Regions from separate parts of the Homo sapiens genome. Here region 1 is linked to region 2. Evidence: chromatin loops called from intact Hi-C (ENCODE). Cell type or tissue: sigmoid colon. All regions are shown on one strand. Links, peaks and the distances in the headings refer to the core of each region. The heading gives the core; the rest is flanking DNA. Region 1 overlaps GUCY2C-AS1 (GUCY2C antisense RNA 1). Region 2 overlaps GUCY2C (guanylate cyclase 2C).

What was found. Hi-C counts contacts between places; a loop is a spot of excess contacts. Peaks named below come from ENCODE experiments on the same cell type or tissue, not always from the same donor. Only the 100,000 strongest peaks of a DNase experiment are listed, where the experiment ranks them.
Region 1: a loop joins it to region 2, with 11 times the contacts of the local background. A loop is called at or near these places in 49 of 110 quality-filtered maps.

The regions. Positions count from the first base shown.
Region 1 is chr12:14,707,509-14,719,305 of GRCh38, forward strand. GUCY2C-AS1 (GUCY2C antisense RNA 1) reads left to right here. Exons shown (of 6, transcript NR_186173.1): 5 at 10,527-10,567. Among named protein-coding and RNA genes, the nearest start is that of GUCY2C, 17 kb to the left of the region's middle. RefSeq lists enhancers at 2,286-2,817, 2,818-3,350 and a silencer at 7,007-7,301. In sigmoid colon, for the core only: CTCF peaks have their summits at 9,517 (motif pointing left) and 9,719; no DNase peak of the experiment used is centred there.
Region 2 is chr12:14,625,439-14,637,235 of GRCh38, forward strand. It overlaps GUCY2C (guanylate cyclase 2C), which reads right to left. Exons shown (of 27, transcript NM_004963.4): 20 at 3,208-3,299; 21 at 319-477. Among named protein-coding and RNA genes, the nearest start is that of GUCY2C-AS1, 34 kb to the right of the region's middle. In sigmoid colon, for the core only: a CTCF peak has its summit at 4,854 (motif pointing right); a DNase peak (open chromatin) is centred at 4,873; H3K27ac peaks cover 138 bases.

The DNA.
Region 1 (11,797 bases), core at 8,070-10,569, 87 kb after region 2:
TAAAATGGGGGAATTGTAAGGAGAGTTTATAGGCTTTAAAAGGCCGTGCTGTAGCAGGCGAGTAATAACAGGCTTTAATCTTTTTAAAGAGTGCTGCGGGATGGGATATTGGCGTTGAGTGGGGTAAGGGTGATTAGGTTTTAATGAGATGGTAAGGGGTGCATGATCGGTCGCCAAGGAGGGAGTAGAGGTATCTTATACTTGTGGGTTAAGGTGGGGGAATACAAGAGGAGGACGCAAAGGAGGCTTTGGATTGGGAAGAAGGGCGGCAATGAGATATAGCTGTAGTCCAGGAATAGTCAGGGAAGCAGATAATTTAGTTAACGTGTCTCAGTCTAATAAGGGAACTGGGCAGGTGGGGATAACTAAAAAGGAGTGCTTAAAAGAGTATTGTCTAAGTTGGCACCAGAGTTGGGGAGTTTTAAGAGGTTTAGAAGCCTGGCCGTCAATACCCACAACAGTTATGGAGGCAAGGGAAACAGGCCCTTGAAAAGAAGGTAATGTGGAGTGAGTAGCCTCCGTATTGATTAAGAAGGGGACGGGCTTACCTTCCACTGTGAGAGTTACCCGAAGCTCGGTGTCCGTGATGGTCTAGGCGGCTTCCGAGGCGATCGGGCAGTGTCAGTCTTCAGCCGCTAAGCCGAGAAGATCTGGGAAGGAGTCAGTCAGAGAGCCTTGGGCCGGAGTTCCAGGGGCTCTGGGAGTGGCTGCCAGGTGAGTTGAACAGTCCGATTTTCAGTGGGGTCCCACACAGATGGGACGCGGCTTAGGAGGAATCCCAGGCTGCGGGCATTCCTTGGCCCAGTGGCCAGATTTCCGGCACATGTAGCAAGCTCCTGTGGGAGGAGGTTCTGGAGGAACGCCTGGCTGCGTTTCAGGCGTTTGGAGTTCTTGTGTGCTGGAGATGTGGCTGGGGTTTGTCTCACAGTGGAGGCAAGGAATTGCAACTTTTTTCTATTATGGTACACCTTGAAGGCGAAGTTAATTAAATCCTGTTGTGGGGTTTGAGGGCTGGAATTTAATTTTTGGAGTTTTATTTAATGTCGGGAGCAGATTGGGTAATAAAATGTATATTGAGAATAAGACGGCCTTTTGACCTTTTAGGGTCTAGGGCTGTAAAGTGTCTCAGGGTTGCTGCCGAACGAGTCATGAACTGGGCTGGATTTTTATATTTGATGAAAAAGAGCCTAAACACTTCTGATTTGGGATAAAGAAAAAGGAGCATTAACCTTGACTATGTCTTTAGCTCCAGCCACCTTTTTCAGAGTAAATTGCTGGGCAGGAGGGGGAGGGCTAGTCACGGAACGAAACTGTAAGCCGGACCGGGTGTGAGGAGGGGAGGTGATAAAAGGATTATAGGGTGGAGGAGCAGAGGCTGAGGAAGAATTGGGACCTAGCTCAGCCTGGCAAGGAGCAGCCTGGGGAGGAAGGGAGAGGTCAGATGGGTCTGTAGAAAAGGAAGTTTAGAAAGACTCAGCGACGCTTGGGGTTGGTACTGAGGGGACAGGCGGGAGGGAAAGAAGGAAGATTTGGGACGAGTTGCACTGGTCACAGAGACTAGGAAGGGACTGATGTGTAAAAGAATGCCTGGACGTCAGGCACCTCAGACCGTTAGCCTATTTTACGACAAGAATTATTTAGATTTTGCAGGATGGAAAAATTCAAAGTGCCATTTTCTGGCTATTTGGAACTACTGTCGAGTTTGTATTGGGGTCAAGCGGCATTGCAGAAGAAAATAAGGCATTTAGGTTTTAGGTCAGGTGTGAGTTGAAGAGGTTTTAAGCTTTTGAGAACACAGGCTAAGGGAGAAGAAGGAGGAATGGAAGGTGGAAGGTTGCCCATAGTGAAGGAGGCAAACCCTGAGAAAAGAGAGCATAGAGACACGGAGGAGGGGAGTGGGGTTCTTGCCCTCCAGAAAAGCAGAGAGGGGGTTGGGACACGGAAATAAGGGATTGGGGCACAGAGATAAGAGGTCAGGGTGTGGAAATAAGGGATTGGAGCGCAGAGATAAGAGGTTGGGGTGCGGAAATAAGTGATTGGGGGGTTCTTGCCCCCTAGGAAAGCGGGACTTGCCGCTAAGGGTGAAGAAGGGGTTGAGGGGTACTTGCCCCTGCCCCAGGAAAGCAGAGAAGGGGTAGATACAAGGAGAGAAGAGGTTGAGGTACTTGCTCCTTCCCCAGAAAAGCGGGACTTGCCGCTAAGGGTGAAGGACCAAGGCAGGCATCCCTGCATGGTCTGACACCCTTGAAATGTGGCTGAATGATCAGAGAGGCCGTCCCTGCAATGATTAAACACCAAGGGAAGGCTGCCTTCCCAGTCCGTGACCGGCGCCAGAGTTTTGGGTTCATGGATAAAACATGTCTCTTTTGTCTCTACCAGAAAATGAAAGGAATTGAAATTAAGAGAAGGGAGAGATTGAAGTGTGGCGCCAAGATTGAAAGGAGAAAGAGGTTGAGGGATAGTGAGGGAGGTTGGAGAAGAGAGTAAAAAGAGGCCGCTTACCGGATTTGAAATTGGTGAGATGTTTCTTGGGCTGGTCGGTCTGAGGACCTGAGGTCGTAGGCGGATGTTTCTCACAGAGCAAAGAGCAGGAGGACAGGGGATTGATCTCCCAAGGGAGGTCCCCCGATCCGAGTCATGGCACCAAATTTCATGCGCGTCCGTGTGAAGAGACCACCAAACAGGCTTTGTGTGAGCAATAAAGCTGTTTATTTCACCTGGGTGCAGGTAGGCTGAGTCCGAAAAGAGAGTCAGCAAAGGGAGATAAGGGTGGGGCCGTTTTATAGGATTTGGGTAGGTAAAGGAAAATTACAGTCAAAGGGGGTTTGTTCTCTGGCGGGTAGGAGTGGGGGTCACAAGGTGCTCAGTGGGCAGGAGTGGGGGTCGCAAGGTGCTCAGTGGGGGTGCTTTTTGAGCCAGGATGAGCCAGGAAAAGGACTTTCACAAGGTAATGTCATCAGTTAAGGCAAGGACCGGCCATTTACACTTCTTTTGTGGTGGAATGTCATCAGTTAAGGTGGGGCAAGGCATATTCACTTCTTTTGTGATTCTTCAGTTACTTCAGGCCATCTGGGGGTATACATGCAAGTCACAGGGGATGCGATGGCTTGGCTTGGGCTCAGAGGCCTGACACAAACTATATCAGCTGGGGAGGGTTATTGGATCTTCTACAAGTATGAAAAGAGATTCAAAGTAGTCTTAGCTAGACAACAACGTGGAGTGAACCCAATGACACAAAATCATTCCTAGTGTTTCGCATCTAAACCTAGTGCTAGTGTCTGGGATGCTTCAAACTGACAGGCTTGTTTCTTTTCCTTGGTGTACCAGTGTCCTGGATTCTCCCCTCCCCCATTCCAACTCTATTCAATGCTTGAGCAGTGTCTTCCTCTCCCTCCTTTCCAAACCTTTTAAATACCGTGTTCTCTGTGCTCCAGAAAGGTTGGAGCAGGTGATTGTTACACTTGTCAAGGATAGATGAAAAATCTGTTAAATTTTCTTCTGCCTCTTGGATTGGCTCTTCTGTCCAGGTGGTTGTGTTTACATACTAAGGAAAGTGTGTTTGGAGACAGTAGCAATATGTCTCAGCTATAATAAACTTGTCTGTGTGCTGGAAACACTTCCTGTTTTCTCCTAAATCAAACACAACATAAGGAACAGACACAGTTCACTCCCTAGGATGCCAAAGCGTGGTTAGTTGGGCTGATATTTCAACAGTTATAAAGAAACTCTGTATTATTCATAGAAAAGTCAGCTAACACTCTTGTTTTTGCCCTTTAAGGCAGCTGAAAGATTACTTCCTTATGTAGGTTAAAATGATAGCTTAGAAAAGAAAGAAAGACTGTGATTATTTCTCTGAAGTGTAAACAGAGAAATGGTGAGTTTTGTTTATTGACGTATCCTTACCTTGTGGTTAAAAAGGTAGGGAAAGCATTTAAATAACAGAATGGCATATCTTGAGACAAAGAGGAGCTTCTTTGAATTCTAGGAGACAGTTTTACACACACACACACAACTTGGAGCTGGATTTGAACCTTGTTTTGGCTCTTTGCTAAGCATATGAACTTTGGGCAGGTTACCTATATTTGCCGATCCTCAGTTTTCTCATTTCTAAAATAAATTTACTTTCTATCCTAACCAATTTTCCGGCTTAGGCCTAAGCTGTGACCCTTGCTGGATTTTGGACATGGGTAAGTGTGCAAGGCGATTGATGGGATCTGCTCAAACAAAATCCAAGTACCTGTGGTTCAAGAGTAAGTAATCCATTCTAAGAAAAACAGGCAAGCATTGACGTGTACAGATTAGCTGTCGTATTACTCAAATCTGTCTGCAGTTCAGCCCATAAATTCATACCTTAGTTTAAGGGAGAAAAAGGCCTGGAAAAAAAAAACTGGAAGAACAACCCAATAGGGCACTGACTGAATATTAAGACAGAGATATCATTGCTTAGGGCCCCTCTACCAGGCTCCATCACATAAAGGGGAGGCTGTTGTTCCTGGCCTGGGCCCTGTTCATCAGGCCTGAGCACCACCTGATGAATGCTCATGCTCAGCGGGTCCATGGCAGTACCCAGCATACGTAGGCAGATTGGACAATGTTCAAAACATGCCCAGCAACTTCTAGAAATACAGGGTCAACAACAAGTGAAAATAAGTTACTACTCTTGCTATAAACTTTGCAGATCCCAGTGTGGGGAAATTTGGGTTCATTACATCAGAAAATGGTATCATAAAGTTCCTGGCACCTAGCTGAGTAGGTGCTCAACAAATGTTAATTATTGTTATTCTTCGATGCCTTTCTGTACACGGCAGAATAGATTACTCCTTTCTTTTTGAGGCTTTTGTGCATTATAGATATTTCTTACCTAACATTAAACATTTAATTGAAACTAATTTAATTGGAATTTTAAAATATATGCCAATTTTATTATATTAGAAAAGAATGGTAGTGGGAAGAAATTCTAGTGATATTCAAGAAATGACAGGCTAGAAGTGATTTAAAAATTATTTCTAAAACAAATCTTTAGAATCTATCACAGGAACAGAAGTTTGAGCTATATGTATTTAGATATATCTATTTGTTGTCTGAAATATGTTTACAGCAAACCAGCAGAACATATCTGAAACAAAAACAGAATTTAAGAAATATAAAATGGTACATACTCCTTTTCATGTTATGCATGAGATTAGGAAAAAATAATTTCTCTAATGCTTCAAACTTGGCAAAATTATTCAAAGGATGAACAAATGTCTGATGGAAAGAATCAGATTTAAAGTGATAAGATCAACGAGGAGAAAAGACTTCTTAATCCTTCAAGATTGCAAAACCAGTTGCCCAAAGACTCATTAAATCAAATGTATTAAATGCAGTCACATTCCACACACATTATTTTTCTGTTAAAAATAGAAAGGAGTTGTACAGTTTTGCTGTTGGAATAATAAATTAGTTTTGATTTTGTAGTTATATGGCAAGAAAATAGGGTCTGGAGGCAGGGAACATAAGGCCGATTCACACTACAGCTATGACAAGAAATATCCTCTCCATAGGGCATACACTGAGTAAATGACTTTGTAACTTTACTTCATCCTCTTCATTTACATAGGGCGTACCCCAAGTAGAGGGTATTTAAACTCACAAAAACTCTGTAACAAGGTCTTTGAGCCCCTATGCTCAGGCCCGCTCCCACACTGTGGAGTGTACTTTCATTTTCTATAAATTCCTTCATTCCTTCCTTGCTTTGTTTGTGCATTTTGTCCAATTCTTTGTTCAAGATGCCAAGAACCTGGACACCCTCCACCAGTGACAGTTATATTTGTGTACTTTGGACCCAATACTTTTTCCCCTAGCTCTCAAACATCATGTAGGCTTTTAAAATTCTCAGAGACCAAGACAGTGATAGCACTCTATCCTGATGAGTAAGGATGGAAAATAAATGGAGGCCAAGGCCATTTACAGCTGGCGCTCACAACATCCTTGTGAAATAAAAGGGGACAGTATTTAAATTAAGGCATTTGCAAGAGAAGCAGAAGCTAAGAGTCAACAAAATACAAAGCTGTAAATTTGTGGGGAAAAAATACAATTATATAGAAAATGTGAATGTGGAAGCTAGTGAGAATTCTTGGAAAAAATTCAGAAATTTGCAAGAGCAGGTTGTAACATAAACATGAAGTTAGCAAGAATGATAACTGATACAGGAGGTTTGGTTTTTAGCATGAGAACATGGAGGAAGTCGGATCATGAAGTTTCTGGTGTCAATTTTCTTGTGTCTTCTTGCTGTGTAACTGCCATGCAGAAGGCATGTGGACTTTTTACATGACCCCCACAGAAAAATTGGAGACAAAAAAATAGTTGGGCATTTGCTCTTAAAAGAAGGATGGTTAGCAATAACATAATAGTTTTACAGCTCAAAGTTTTCGAACCTAATTCTAAAAACGGAAGAAGTGATGACAGTAGTTGAGATGCAGATTTCAAATTCCCTCTCTTCAAGTTGAAGTGTTCCTGGAAATGGTATGCTCAGACAAAGAAAAAATAATTCCCAAATCAAAACATGTAAACAGCATGGTGAAGAAGATTGCTGAGAAGGGGGAGAGGGCTGAGGATCTAAAATGGACCTTCAGGAAAGTTCGACGCAGGAAAGTATGAAACTATTGAGACCCTCCCAGAGAACGGAGGGTTTGACTTCATCTGACTGTGTCTCCTCTGCTTGTGTTTGCTTAATAAATGTCTGCATGTGAGGCAGACAACATACAAAAATCGATACTTAAAATAGAAATGATTGGGCTCTAAGATAATGAAATGGCTCCGTTGTCTGAGGAATATACCCTGGTTCTTTGTCACGGTCGAGAAAGAATTCACAACACAGACACACATCAGGAGTGGGTTTAGGAGAGGAAAGTTTAATAGCCAAAAAGGTAGAGAGAGAGAAAAGGCTTCTTCATGCTGAGAAAGCAGCTTGCCAAACAGAGGGTCTCTGGTTTGTGGCAGAATGAAATCGATTTTGTACAGAGGCTTGAGGAGGCGGTGATTGATTTTAATAGGGCCCAGGGGATTGATTTGACCAGGTGTGCCATTTACATAGCCCGAAAAGACTGGCCCTCCCACCCTAGACTTTTATTATGCAAATGTGGCTTCTACCTGGCTGGTTGCCATGATACCCGTACATGTGGTTTTACCTAGAGGCTGCCAAAGCACTGGCACACATGGTGTGCCAGGAAAAGAGGGCGGGAGGTGCCATATTGAATGTACCTGGCTTCCAGGTACAGCTGCCGGCATTTACATATAAAATCTCCTAGTTTGCATATCTATGCCTGACTTTTCAGGGTGCTTTCTGTTAGGGAAGAAATTATTTGGGGCTGCTTTTTATTAAAAGAAAATTTCACCAAGAACTTTTACCCTTTCTGGCTGCCTAAAAATAATTTCTTAATAACTCCTGTTAATAAGAATTTAGGGAATCATAAAAAGGCCACTGAAATGAAAGTGGGAGAAAGCTCAAATGCTGTGAATTAACATCTGCCATTCATTGAGCACCTAGTGGGAACTTACCACTCAGATTATGTGTCAAACACCCAAGTCTGAGTAACCATAATTTGCGTTTCAAGTAAAAATCATTTCCATAAAACAGTGTCTATTTCAGCTTATGACTCAAGCAATCATACAAATAAGTTGTAGTGGATGAAGAATATAATGACCACTAGTGGAGTTTGGTGTCACTGCTTTGATTTGTGCTGAGGTTGTAATGCCTAAGGTTCTTGCCTAGCCACGCCAAAGAATTGGGGTGGCGGCTAACTGCGGCCAGTGATAGAGACACAGACCGAGAGAGAGAGAAAAAGCGGTAGGCTTTATTGAGCAGAGTGAAAGTACAAAGCTTCTGGCCAGGCACAGTGGCTCACGCCTGTAATCCCCAGGACTTTGGGAGGCCGAGGCGGGCGGATCACGAGGTCAGGAGATCGATAGACTATCCTGGCTAACACGGTGAAACCCCCTCTCTACTAAAAATACAAAAAATTAGCCGGGCGTGGTGGCGGGCGCCTGTAGTCCCAGCTACTTGGGAGGCTGAGGCAGGAGAATGGCAAGAACCCGGGAGGCGGGGCTTGCAGTGAGCCGAGATCACGCAACTGCACTCCATCCTGGGCAACAGAGCGAGACGCCGTCTCAAAAAAAAAAAAAAAAAAAAAGAAAGAAAAAAGAAAGTATAAAGCTTCTGCAGCGTGGAAGAGGTCCTGAAGGGGTAGCCACTGTTGATTTTGGGTGATTGCCTTTTAAACTCTTTCAGGCGGGAAATAACGTGCAGCGGGAAGATGCTACCAGAGCGAGAAACAAAGGCAGTAAATTATTTTGTGACATGTCTTAGATTTTGAGGAAAACTGGAATTGCAACTTAGGTTTTATCTACTTTATGACCTTGCAGCGGCATGGCAAAGGAGACAGGATATTACAGGACTTTACAAAGTATGTTTACAAGGAATTGGAATTGGGAGTATTACTAGATAAGGTCTGCTGGTCACAGAAAAACGGGCAGTTAACATTTCTTTTACTTTAGTTTTGGGGGAGAGGGAAAGGAGAGAAGACAGGGAAACTTACAGCACAATTTTCGCTGTTTATAGCTTTCTTGGGGGAAGAAAACACATGCACAAATCCTGGTGTTAGGCATATTTTAAGCATATATCTTCAATATTATTTATCCAGGACTGAAGGAAGTCCTGATGCAGGAAATGAGTGAAACGTTTCACAGCTTTCTGAGCCCCTACTAGACCCAGGAAGCCCAACTGGCACCTACTCTCAAGGCTACAGTGGTTTTACCATTATTGCTTTTGTATGTGAACCCAGACATCTGAGACAGGTCTCAATTTAAAAAGTTTATGTTGCCAAGGTTGAGGATGTACCCATGACACAGCCTCAGGAAGTTCTGACCACATGTCCCCAAGGTGGTCAGAGCACAGCTTGGTTTTGTATATTTTAGGGAGACATGAGACATCAATCAATGTATGTAAGAAGTACATTGGTTTGGTCTGGAAAGGTGGGACAACTTGAAGCAAAGGCAGGAAGACTCAAAGTGGGAAGGGAGCTTCCAGGTCACAGATAGGTGAGACACAAATGGTTGCATTCTTTTGAGGTTCGGATTAGCCTTTCCAAAGAAGGCAAATCAGATATGCATCTATCTCAATGAGCAGAGGAGTGACTGAATAGAATGGGAGGCAGGTTTGCCCTAAACAGTTTCCAGCTTGAGTTTTCCTTAGTGATTTTGGGGGCCCAAGATATTTTCCTTTTACACTATTAACATGAATGTCAATATAGAGGAAAGGCAAGTAACATTTTAGTGTTCTTATGATACTGATCTCATTGATCCCTTTAAGTGTCTTGGGAACCCTCACCCAAGGTGAATATGAACCACACTTTGAGAACCACTCCTCTGCATGATAACTATCTTGCTCACATTGCAGGTCTCATCTCCTATCACTCTCTGCTTGGCTCTCCAAGTTCCACCCACTAAAGGACATTTACATCAGCTGTTCCCAGAAAGCTCTGCCCCCTGGTGTCCTTATTGTTATCACAGCTCAGCTCAAATGGCACCTTGCAAAGACACTTTCTGTGATCACCCAGTTTAAAGAGCACCCCTTACCCGTAGTCATTCCCTGTTACATTATCCTGCTTTATTTTTTAGAAAAAAATTTATCATTTGATATTAGTTTACTTTTTGAATTCAAGGAATTGAACTATCTTGTTCATTTCTGTATCCCTGTCTTTTAGAACAGTATAGTCAAAATTCAATAAATACTTATTGAATAAACAGATTTTAAAAGGACATTGAAGAATGAAAAAGAAAAGGTGAATATGACAGTAATTTGAATAATATAAAGCATTACAAAGTTGTTTACTGTAGTTTTCAATATTAATCTCCTGATGACTATGACCTTCTGCTGATTATTTTCCATTTTTTAAATGTTATTCAGACTTTAATATTCTCTATATAGCAATATGGAACTTGTATTCTTTTATTTTTCCTTCCTATTATTACACTTAGGTGGAGTGCAAAATATTTTAAGGTACAGCAATATAATCCTCCTTATATGTAAAAAAAAAGATTTCTTCCATTAGTGTCTTTAGAGGATAGTGTAAAGGTTAAAAACTATGGGCATGATCAATTTGGGGATAACTGACATCTTTAGTATATTGAATCTTATTATTTAGGAACATGGTATGTCTGCCCCTTTATTTACGTCTTTCTTAATGTATCTAAATGAAGTTTTATAATTATCTTCCCAACTGTTTTATATATTATTTATTAGAAGTATTCATAACTAGTATATATATGTTTGTTTGACTATAAAGCGTATGTTGTATATTTTTAAAATAATTCCTGGGTAGAAACTTAAATTTCAAAATATTGATCTTGTATCTGATAACCTTGCTAAACTCTTTCATTACATTCTAGTAATTTCTAGATAAAAGAAGTTTTCTATATATGCAAACATATCATCTGCTAAATATTCTTTTCCCTTTCTTCTCTCTTTATGATACTGTTTCAAATAGGAGCGGCGAGATTCTGCATCTTAGCTTGCCTAGGTGGGGAGGTAAGACAGTTTTTATATTCTTATTTTCCCTCTTGTCTTATCTACTGTTTTACCTAACAGTTTATATCTTGTTATGTTTCTGATTTTAAAGGTAATGCTTTTAACATTTCACTACCAAGTAAGATATTTACTGTAGGCATTTAGCTTTTATTTTATTTTATAGTTTTAGATTCTTTTATCAGGATAGAAAGATTTTTTTTCTATCCCTAGTTTTTAAAGTTTTTAATCATAAAAACTTTATTATTTAAACTTTATATTGATTTTTCTGCATCTATTGAGATTATCAAAATGTTTTTTCAACTTTTTTTTTTGAGAAAGAGTCTTGCTCTGTTGCTCAGGCTGGAGTGCAGTGGCATGATCTCGGCTCACTGCAACCTCTGCCTCCCAGGTTCAAGTAATTCTTGTGCCTCAGCCTCCTGAGTAGCTGGGACTACAGGTGTGCATCACCATGTCCAGATTATTTTTGTATTTTTAGTAGAAACGGGGTTTTGCCATGTTGGCCAGGCTGGTCTTGAACTCCTGGCCTCAAGCGATCCTCCCGCTCTTGGCCTTCCACAGTGCTGGGATTATGGGCGTGAGCCACAGAACCCCGTCAACTTTTTATTTTTTAATAAGAAAATTATATCAGCCTATTTTGTCATGTTGAACTATTCATGGAATAGTTGCATTCATGAAACAAATGCAACTTGGTCAAAATATATTTATTTTCTTATTTATATATTGCTAGGTTTGGCTTGCTATTATTTTATTTGGATTTTTGCATCTGTATCTTGAGTAATATTGGTCCACAATTTGCCTTTCTCATATGAGAAAGAACTGCCTTTGTCAGGTTTTGGTGTCAAAGTTGTACTAACCTCATACAATTAGTTGATGAGTATTATTTCTTTTTCTGTTAATTAGAAGAGTTTATATAAGGTTGGAATCATCTGTTCTTGAATGTGTAAGGAGGATATGATTTTTTAAACAAACACAAAACAGTACAAATCATAGAGGAAATGCTAAGTTTTTCTTCTTACATTAGAATTAAGAACTAAAAAAATTCACCAAATGCACTATAAAGTGAATGAAAATACAACTAAGAAATAATTGCAGTATGCCTAATTGTCAAAGGACTAATGTGTTCAGAATATAATACAACTTTTACAAATAATAAGAAAACAATTGAATATAAAAATTATCTGTATAATCTTATTTGAATCATTCTCCTCTGTTCCACTCACCTGATGTAGG
Region 2 (11,797 bases), core at 3,507-6,006:
TGCCTCAGCCTCCCGAGTAGCTGGGACTAAAGGTGCGCGCCACCACACCTGGCTAATTTTTTTTATTATTATTTTTAGTAGAGGTGGGGTTTCACCATGTTAGCCAGGATGGTCTTGATCTCCTGACCTCATGATCCACCTGCCTCAGCCTCTCAAAGTGCTAGGATTACAGGCGTGAGCCTCCGTGCCTGGCAGTACGTGCATTTTAAAACCAATAATCTACTGAAGAATATATAAAAGGAAACAAATCCTATATAGATACAATGAAAAGCAATGCTAGAGGGATTTCAGCCTCCACATCAGCAAGGCTTGCCTTACCTTGGAAGCAACATAAAGTTAAGTCTGTCAGCCCTGTCCCTCTCTGCCTTGTACAGCTGTGTCCTTTCCTCTACCAGATGTTCCAGGTTTCGAGAATATAGCTGTAGACGTCGGATCAAGGTATCCATATAGCTTTCATTTTTTTGGTCATGAAAAAGTCTGTAGGTAGTAATAGATAAAGAGCTCTTATATATTATTAAGAAAACATGAACATCCAATAAAACAATGGACAAATATGATGAACAGATAATTAAACAAAGAAAAATAAAAGCCAACAAACATAACAAAAAAACTCAACCTCATCCGGGCACAGTGGCTCATGCCTGTAATCCCAGAACTTTGGGAGTCCGAGGCGGGAGGATCACTTGAGGTCAGGAGTTTGAGACCAGCCTGACCAACATGGTGAAACCCTTTCTCTACTAGAAATACAGAAATTAGCCGGGCATGGTGGCACTACTCCAGAGGCCGAGGCAGGAGAATTGCTTGACTGGGAGGTGGAGGTTGCAGTGAGTCGAGATCATGCCACTGCACTCCAGCCTGGGTGACAGAGTGAGACTCTGTCTTAAACAAACAAACAAACAAAAAGCCCAACTTAACCTCAGGACAAGAATAAGATTAAAAAAGGGAAAACAAATGTTAAAATGATGGTAATCAACGTAGGAGAAGGAGGAAATACATATAGTACAAAACCTTCCTGAAGAGCAATTTGGTAAAAATATGTCACAAGCTTTAAGAATGCATATACCAATCAGCTTATAACTCTACTTCTGAGAATTATCCTAAGGAAACAATCATGAATGTGTTTAGAGTTAACAACAGAAAAAGTCACAGTATTCTTTACAACAGCAAACATTTGAAAATAATCTAAATGTATAACAAAAGTGTGGTTAAAATATGATGGGACAATGGAACATTAACATTCTAATTTGTATCATAAAATACAAATTAGTATAGTTGAATACTCAGAAAGACACTCCCTCTGTATTATTAAGCGAAAAAGTCAGTTTATAAAATAGCAAAAATTATAATCTCAATTTTATTTTTTGAAGACTGGTGGTCACCTATTGGGAAACAGGTGACGTTTTACTTTCTTGCTTTCTTATTTGTATTTTCTAAAATACAAAAGAAACAATTTGCAATGAAGGAAAATCTTTTAAAAGCTGGTCAAGAAAGTGATAAATGAAAGGAGAAGGACTGAGAAAAGCCAAGCTGAGCCTTAAATTATCTCCTCATTACAGAGAGCCAGGGTCCTAACTCTGGATTATTTTGTCAGATCAAGGAGACTTAGTGAGATGACAGCTTTGTGTGACACTGGGAGGTATGACAAGCCTTGGTGCAGAGGTCAGGGAGGAGACACATTGAGTTCTCCTAGCATTGTGAGGATCAGAGATAATGTTCATAACATCTAAGGCACAATTGAAGGTGCTGAATAAATCACAGTCATTTTACTATTACAAGAATAACAATCACTTCTGGTCTCAGGAGAAGATGGCCTGCATCATCATCCCCTGGGATGGGGAGAGATGTTTGTTAAAAATCCAGTACATTTTTGTGCCCTACCCGAGACCTATGTGACTGAAAATTGCTAGGCTTGGAATGAAGAAACAGAATTGTTTAACAAGTTCCCCAGGGAATTTTTACTTGAAACTGCCAGTACAGAGTCTAGTTGGGTAGAATGGATGTGGGAGCAGGTGTAAGAGATGAAGTTGGATAATCTTACTCTAGGATGAATTGATTCAATTAAAACAGTTGCTCACCTTTGACTGCATATTTTAATCACCTGGGAGCTATTAAAAATCCTGACACCTGTATGTACCCCAGACCAATTACATCAGCCTCTCTAGGGTAAAACCCCAGTATCAGTATTTTTAAAGTTCCTCAGGTGATTCCAAGCTGCAGCCAAGTTTGAGAACCATCACACACATTAAAGGCTGAGTATCAAGGACCCAGTTTCTTCATGAGCATACATTTTATCAGTCACATATAAAGTCTCATCCGGACAGGACAGCGAGGAGAAAAAAAAAGGGCTAGAATTAATTATTATTTCCTGCTCCATTCCCACAACTGACAGCTTAGTTCTACTAATTAATGACCACACGTTCATTAACTTCACTCCACCTCATCTCCTCCAGCTCTAGACTTTTAGTCTCATTAAGTATCTGAGTCTTTTGACCTAATGAGAACTACAGAAAGACCTGGAAAAAATCATAAGAATCATCTTGTTCAATCCAATTTTTCTAACAAGAAAATTGATACCCAGTGAGGGTAAGTGTTTTGCCCAATGCCCCACAGCAAACTCTTATCAGATCTTAGTCTAGAAATTGGATTTCCTAACTCTTAATTCAGTGTTATTTTTCTCATTCTGCAGTGTATTAACTGAAAACATGGGGTATCTAGAAATTAATCTCAACCAGATAATTGTGTACTTTTCTCCCCCAACTTGAATTATGCTCTGATTCATGACATGTCTTAAGTACCTAGGGCCAAAGCTGGAGATTTTAAGACTTTAAGATCCTAAGAACATGCTGATGTTAATAATTGTCTAGGAGCTTTACAGATTCTCAGGACTCACGCTACACTTCTAAATCCTAATTACCCACAGAAGGACCCAGAAGCTCTATTTTTAACAGACAAATTTATAATCAGCTAAAGTTTGTTTTTTAATCAGAAAAGTTTTGACCTTGAGTATGTAACTTTTCAAGTGATTATTTCCCTGGGAAAACGGTCTAATAGTCTCCATATCATTTTAATGTTATGAGGCAGTTGTTGGTTGCCACCTGGGATTTTTCACTGGAATAGACATTCTCATTCTAAGGTGCCACTGAATGTCAACTATAATTTTTTTAAAACCCTGCAATTAGTGAATAAAAGTAAACATTTCAGCAATACCCAAATATCTTGGCAAGTGTAGTCTCAATTTTTTTGAAATCTGGTCTCTTTTCTGGATCTTCCTCCCAACAGTTTTTTACAAGTAGGTACACCTGGAAGAAAAAAAAACGGGCAAATTAGCTAAGGGGATAGTAAACTAAATCAAGAGAGAATTCTTATTCTCATTGATGGGAGTGATTAAGGCAAGGAATAGTTTAAAAATATCTTCAACTCAGTGCGGACAAGAGATCCCCAGCTCTCTGGTTTCTGTCTCAGGCATGACCACCTGCATTATCTTATCCAGTTATTCCCTTGGGTGAAATTAATGAAATATGTGATACCAATTTAGATGAGGCCGGGTTGATACGGGAGACTAAGTGAATTTACAAGAGCTTGCAAGTTTTACGTTGGAGAGAGAAAAAAATAGTGAAGGTGTGGCAGGCCTCCATAACAACCGTTTTAGTACTGACTGAGTGGTTAAGTTAAATATTAAAAGCCAGTGCCCTTATACAAAGGCTGGAATGTAACAAAAGCCCACCAAGAGTTTTGCCTAGGCCTTTCCTGGGCCTTAAAACATGACAAAATAACGAAGGAATTCTTCTTAACCGGACCCATTTAGGATTAAACAACTTTTATTGGGGGTCTGAAGAAACTCCCCAGGCCTCCACAAAGAAGTTTATTGGGGGTCTGAAGGAACTCCCTAAACCTCTGTAATTTAGCAGGAGACAAGATAAGGGTAATCACTCCAGCACCTGGACTCACTTCGATTAAGTAAACTTACTGAGGCTCCAGGAGAAGGTCTTCAGGACTCAGACCTTAGTTGTAGATTAAAAGAAGTTAATCACGTATGTCTTTAAATGAATGCATACTTACATGTAGACATATAGCTTCGAAGGTATATAAGCTCTGAAAAAAAATGTAATTTTCAGGCCTTCTCCCTGTAACTGGTTACAGAAATAAAAACTCTCTTCCTCCTCAGTTCATCTGCATCTTGTTATTGGGCCACGAGAAATATCAGCCCAACCCTCAGTTTGGTGGGGGAACAAAGGCTCAGTGAATATGAGGCAAATGGCTCCAAATGGAATAAAAGCCGTACTGTCCATGGTTCTAACTTATAGCAAACAATAGTATCACCTGGGGAGCATCTGCACAATTTCTTATGCCCAGGCACCACCCTAAGTCATTCTGATTTAATATATTTTGAAGTGGTCTTAGTAGGGTTCCCAGATTTAGCAAGAAAAATAAAGGACATCAAGTTAAACTTGGATTTCAGATAAACAATAAGTAATTCCTTAGTATAAGTATGTCGCAAATATTGTATGGGCAAAGGGCAGTGGTAGATTTTTAAGCTCTTTGGTGATTATAATGCACAGCTGCAGTAGAGAAGTGACATGGAAAAAAGGGAGGTATGGAGGAAGAGGTAGGGAGACAGGAGGAAGCCCAACTGCTCATCTGCTACCACCTGTTTGCAGCTTTTTTTTTTTTAAATCAAAATGTGTGGTGAAAACCATTTGTTTTAAATAAACTTTGTTTTTCACTCCGGCTAAAAACAAGATCATAAGTGATACTAGATGCAATCCCTGTCCCTGTACTTTGTCTGAACAATTCCCTGGGAAGGAACTAGAGCCGCGGTATAGCCTGTGGTGCCAATATTCACCACTAGATGATGCTCCTGCCTTGGTAAGTCATCTGCTGACTACCTTAGAGCAGAATAGGCAGAAACAGCAAACTGGGCCGATCCTGTGCCACAGAGTGAAATACTGTCAGCCCTCTGTCTCCATGGGTTCTGCATTCGTGGATTCAACCAAATGGGAATGGAAAATGTTTGGAAAAAACAGGATGGTTTTGTCTGTGTTGAACATGTACCGACCTTTTTTTTCTTGTCATTATTCCCTAAACAATACAGTACCACAAATATTTACATAGTATTTACATCATGTTAGGGATTATAAGCAATCTAGAGATAATTTAAAGTACATAGGATAATGTATGCAGGTTATATGCACATGATATGCCATTTTATATCAGATCCTTGAGCCGCTGTGGATTTTGGTATCCACAGGGGTTCCTGGGACCAATTCCCTATGGATGGAGAGACGACTCTACTGGGTGTTTCTGGGGCATTGCTGAGTGATCTAGTTTCGACTCTGTATTCTGTTGGAATCAGTTACTTGACATGAAATTTTATTCCTCATTTCTAATTCCAGAACTGTCCAACTACACAAATGAATTAAAGATGATGCTGTTTTAGTGAATAAGGTTTTAATATTTGGATATACTCAGATTAGAAAAAAAGGGCTTGAGAAAGGATATGCTGATTGTGTGGAGGAATCCTGGAATTCGGAAAAGCAGGACGAAAGAAAGGAATGAGGAGAAGGCAGGGCTAGGAGCAGCTGTACTTCGGAAAGCTGTATTTCAACATACTATTACTATTGAAAAAGAAAGGGAAGGGGAGAGGTAAAAATGACCCACTCATGCCCTGCAGAGTCTGGCCATAAAACTCATCTGGCAGTGTCTTTGTAAATGGAAGGAAAATGTTTCTATTTTTATCCCACAAGGAACAAAAGATGTTTTTGTTTAAAGATTATAAATGTCTTTTTTAAAATTTTTTTTATTTTTATTATACTTTAAGTTTTAGGGTACATGTGCACAATGTGCAGGTTAGTTACATATGTATACATGTGCCATGCTGGTGTGCTGCACCAATTAACTCGTCATTTAGCATTAGGTATATCTCCTAATGCTATCCCTCCCCCCTCCCCCTACCCCATAACAGTCCCCAGAGTGTGATGTTCCCCTTCCTGTGTCCATGTGTTCTCATTGTTCAATTCCACCTATGAATGAGAACATGCGGTGTTTGGTTTTTTGTCCTTGCAATAGTTTACTGAGAATGATGATTTCCAATTTCATCCATGTCCCTACAAAGGACACGAGCTCATCATTTTTTATGGCTGCATAGTATTCCATGGTGTATATGTGCCACATTTTCTTAATCCAGTCTATCATTGTTGGACATTTGGGTTGGTTCCAAGTCTTTGCTATTGTGAATAGTGCCGCAATAAACATACGTGTGCATGTGTCTTTATAGCAGCATGATTTATAGTCCTTTGGGTATATACCCAGTAATGGGATGGCTGGGTCAAATGGTATTTCTAGTTCTAGATCCCTGAGGAATTGCCACACTGACTTCCACAATGGTTGAACTAGTTTACAGTCCCACCAACAGTGTAAAAGTGTTCCTATTTCTTCACATCCTCTCCAGCACCTGTTGTTTCCTGACTTTTTAATGATTGCCATTCTAACTGGTGTGAGATGGTATCTCATTGTGGTTTTGATTTGCATTTCTCTGATGGCCAGTGATGGTGAGCATTTTTTCATGTGTTTTTTGGCTGCATAAATGTCTTCTTTTGAGAAGTGTCTGTTTATGTCCTTCACCCACTTTTTGACAGGGTTGTTTTTTTCTTGTAAATTTGTTTGAGGTCATTGTAGATTCTGGATATTAGCCCTTTCTCAGATGAGTAGGTTGCGAAAATTTTCTCCCATTTTGTAGGTTGCCTGTTCACTCTGATGGTAGTTTCTTTTGCTGTGCAGAAGCTCTTTAGTTTAATTAGATCCCATTTGTCAATTTTGGCTTTTGTTGCCGTTGCTTTTGGTGTTTTAGACATGAAGTCCTTGCCCATGCCTATGTCCTGAATGGTAATGCCTAGGTTTTCTTCTAGGGTTTTTATGGTTTTAGGTAAAGATCATAAATATCTTAAAATACTTTACTCACTATCTTCTTGGATTATTAAGGCTCAGGTAAAATGCTAAAAGGAAAAATAATTAGAAATTTTTCACAGGGCTTCAAGGCCTTTTTGAGGGACAATTACAAAAGCAAATGTAAAGAGCTTTTGCTCCATTTCCTTCAGAGGAAGGATAAAATGAGTGGAAGTACATTTCTCTATTCTTTTTAGATGTTGGCATATTTCCTTTTAAATCATTAGATGGTATTTATAAGTCTAGTAAGTATACCGCATGGACACCTTGTTCATTGAGCTTATAAAAATTGAGAATGACCCCTGCCTACTGAAGCCAGTGCCTGTACACACCACAGGGTGGGGACTGAAGACAGGTCTCAGGACAGGTCCACCTGGCTCACTTGCACCCTCCCAGTGCTTCAGCCTACCGTGTAGGGGCCCTAGAGATCTCCTAGCCCAGTCCACCACTGTTGGCACCTGAGTACATCTTCTGGGGGCCACATAACCTGCTGCTACCACCACAGCTGGTACCCACCAGCATATACCACTTGTGGACCTGCAGACTGGCCTGCCCAGCCTGTCACAGCCACTACCAACACCAGTGCAGACTGCTTGGGAACCAGAAGCTTGTCCTATCATGGCTACTTCCACTACTCATGCCATGCCTGCTGCCCAGGAACCCGGGAATCCACCCACCAGCCTAGGCCACTGCTGCTACTGCTGGCACCTGAGGAAGTTACTTGGAGGCCAAAGAATTGATCTGCCTAGACCCACTAACGCTGGTACCAGATAAGCTGTCCTGGGGCCCAAGGACAGCTTATGCTGGCACCAGTGCCTCCAAGGGGCCCTGAGGACCAGCCCACCTGGCATTCCAGTCTTCAACAAAACGTCACTACTGCCTCCACTAACAATGACATCCTAACCCATTAGGGAAATAACAGACCCACTCACAGATGAGTAAATTATGTAGAGACTACACTACTGCATGCACCCAGAATCAAAGCCAAAGTGCCTCACCCAACCAATACTATAGATACATCTTCAGGAAAAAAGTCCTCCCCTATGAAAGCAAATGTTAAAATTTGGAAGAAGTAATTGTTACACCAGATGCACAGATATCAACATAAAGACACAAGAAGCATGAAAAAGCAAGGAAATATGATACCTCCAAAGAAACACAGTAGTTCTGCAGCAACAATTTCCAATGAAAAGGAAATTAATAAAATTCTGGAAAAATAATTAAAAATAATATTAAAGGAGCTCAGTGAGATATGGGAGAATACAGAAAAATAATACAAAGAAATAAAAAAAATTCAGGATATGAATGAGAAATTTACCAAAGAAATAGATACCATAAAAAAGAATAAAACAAACTCTGGAACTGAAGAAGTCATTCAATAAAACACAAGATATATTGGAAAGCTTCAACAATATGCTAGATCAAGCAGAAGAATTTCAGAACTTGAAGACAGGTCTTTTGAAATAATCCAATAAGACAAAAATAAAGAAAAAAGAACAAAAATGAATGAGCAAAGCCTACATGATATAGACACCATAAAGTGGCTAAATACTTAAAATTTTTGGTGTCCCAAAAGGCGAAGAGAAAACAAAAGGAATACAAAACCCATTTAACAAAATAATAGCAAGAGATTTAGACATTCAGATACAGGAAACTCAGAGATCCCCAAATACATATAATTAAAAAAGATCTTCTCCGTGGCACATTATAGTCAAATTGTCAAAAGTTAAAGAGAAAATTCTAAAAATAGCAAGAAAAAAGCATCTGGTTACTTATAAGGAAACCCCCATCAGATTAACAGTGAATTTCTCAGCAGAAACATTACAGGCCAGGAGAAAAGGGATGAGGTAGTCAAAGTGCTGAAAGAAAAACCAAATTCCAGTTAAGGATACTATATCCAGCAAACTTATCTTTCATAAATGAAGAAGAAATAAAGGCTGTCCCAGGCAAGTGAATGCTAGGGAAATTCATCACCCCTAGACCTCCCCTACAAGAAATGCTTCAGGGCGTCCTACGCCTGGAAGTGAAAGGATGTCATCTACCACCATGAAAACACATGAAAGTATGAAACCCACTAGTAAAGCAATCACACAAAGAGGGAAGAGAAGGGTCTCAAAGGTTACCACTGCAGAAAACCACAAACCATAATGAAAAACAAGGGAAAGAAAGGAACAAAGGATGTATAAACAACCAGAAATCAATTAATCAAATGAAAGGAATAAGCCCTTACATAATAATAACTTTGAATGTAAATGGATCAAAATTTTTCACTTAAAAGATATAGACTGGTTCAATGGATTTTTAAAAATGACCCAACTGTAGGCTGCCTACAAGAAACTCATCTTATCTGTAAAGAAATATGTAGACTGAAAGTAAAGGGATGGAAAGATATTCCATGCAAATGAAAACCAAAAGCAAGCAAGAGTAGCTATACTTATATTAGGTAAAACAGACTTTAAGTAAAAAACTGTAAAAAGAGACAAAGGTCATAGGTCATTATATAATGATAAAGGACTCAATTCAGCAAGAGGATATAACAATTCTAAACATATACACACCCAACATTGAAGCATACAGACATTTAAAGCAAATACTATTAGATCTAAAGGAAGAAGTAGATTCCAATCTAATAATAGTTGGGGACTTCAACACTCCACTCTCAGCATTAAACAGATCATAAAGACAGAAAATTAACCAAGAAACATTGGATTTAAACTGCACGTTAGAACAAGTGAACCTAACATTTACAGAACATTTCATTCAATAGCTAAAGAATAAACATTCCTGTGATCAGCACATGGAACATTCTCCAGGATAGACCATATGTTACGACACAAAACCAGTCTCAACATATTTATAAAGAACCAGAATTATATCAAATATCTTCTCAGGCCACAATGGAATAAAAGTAGAACTCAATACCAGGAGGAACTTTGGAAACTACACAAATACATAAAAACTAAACAACATGCTTCTGAATAACCATTGAGTCGATAAAGAAATTAGGAGAAATTATAAAAAATTAAAACAAATGAAAATTTAAACACAGCATACCACAACTTATGGGATACAGCGAAAGTACTGCTAAGAGAGTAGTTTATAGGAATAAATGCCTGCATCAAAAAATCAGAAAAAATTCAAATCTAACAAGGCACCTCAAGGAATTAGAAAAGCAAGAATAAACCAAACCCAAAGTTCGTAGAGGGAAAGAAATAATAAAGGTCAGAGTAGAACTAGACAAAATAGAGGTTGAAAAAATAATACAAAGGATCATTGAAATAAAAAGTTGTTTTTATGAAAAGGTAAACAAAGTCAATAAACCATTAGCTAGACTAACCAAGAAAAAAATGAGAGAAGATCCAAATAAACAAAATCAGAAATTAGAAAAAGACATAAAAACCAATTGCACAAAAATGTGAAAGATTATCAGAGACTATTATGAACAACTATATACCAGCAAACTGAAAAATATAGAGGAAGTGGAGAAATTCCTGGATAAATGCAATCTACATAGATTGAATCAGAAAAAAATAGAATACCATAGAATACATGAACAGACCAACAATGAGTAATGAGACTGAATCACTAGTCTCCCAACAAAGAAAAGTCCAGAACTGGATGACTTTACTGCTGAATTATGCCAAACTTCCAAAGAAGAACTAACACTAATTCTCTTCAAACTATTCAAAAAAATTGAATAGGGAATTCTCCTTCATTCTACAAGGCCAGCAGTACCCTCATACCAAAACCAGACAAGGATACAACAAAAAAGGAAAACTATGGGTCAATATCCCTGAGGAACATAGATGCAAAAATCCTCCAAGAAAAAAAATACTAGCAAACTGAATCTAACAGTACATCAAAAAGATAATACGCCATGATCAAGTGGGATTTATCCCCAGGAAGCAAGGATGATTTAACATATGCAAATCAATAAACATGATACATTACGTCAACAGAATGAAGAACAAAAGCCATATGATCATCTCAATCGATGCAGAAAAAGCATTTGATAATATTCAACATCTCTTCTTGATAAAAACTCTCAAAAAACTAGCCATAGAAGGAATATATCTCAACATAATAAAGGCCAGCCATATATCACACACCCACAAAATAATAAAAGCCATATACTACAAACCTGCCAATATCACACAGAATGAGGAAAAGCTGAAAGCTTTCCCTCTAAGAACTGGAACTAGACAAGGATGCCCAATTTCACCTCTCCTATTCAACATAGTACTGAAAGTACTAGCCAGAGCAATTAGGCAAGAAAAATAAAAGGCATCCAAATTGGAAAACAGGGAGTCAAATTGTCCCTCTTTGCAGATGATATGATCTTACGTCTAGAAAACCTAAAGCTTCACCAAAAAGCTCTTAGATATGATAAATTCAGTACAGTTGAAGGATATAAAATTAACATACAGGCTGGGTGCGGTGACTCACACCTGTAATCCTAGCACTTTGGGAGGCCAAGGACGGTGGATTGCCTGAGCTCAGGAGTTCGAGACAAGCCTGGGCAACATGGTGAAACCCCGTCTCTACTAAAATATAAAAAAAAAATTAGCTGGGCTTGGTGGCAGCTGCCTGTAATCCCTGCTACTTGGGAGGCTGAGGCAGGAGAATTGCTTGAACCTGGGAGGCGGAGGTTGCAGTGAGCCGAGATCACTCCACTGCACTCCAGCCTGGGCAACACAGTGAGACTCTGTCTCAAAAAAAAATTAACATACAAAAATCGGTAGTGTTTTTATATACCACCAATAATAAACTCAGCAGGAAAGAAATCAAGAAGACAATCCCATTTACAATAGCTACCAAAAAAAAAAAAAAACCACCTAGGAATATATTTAACAAA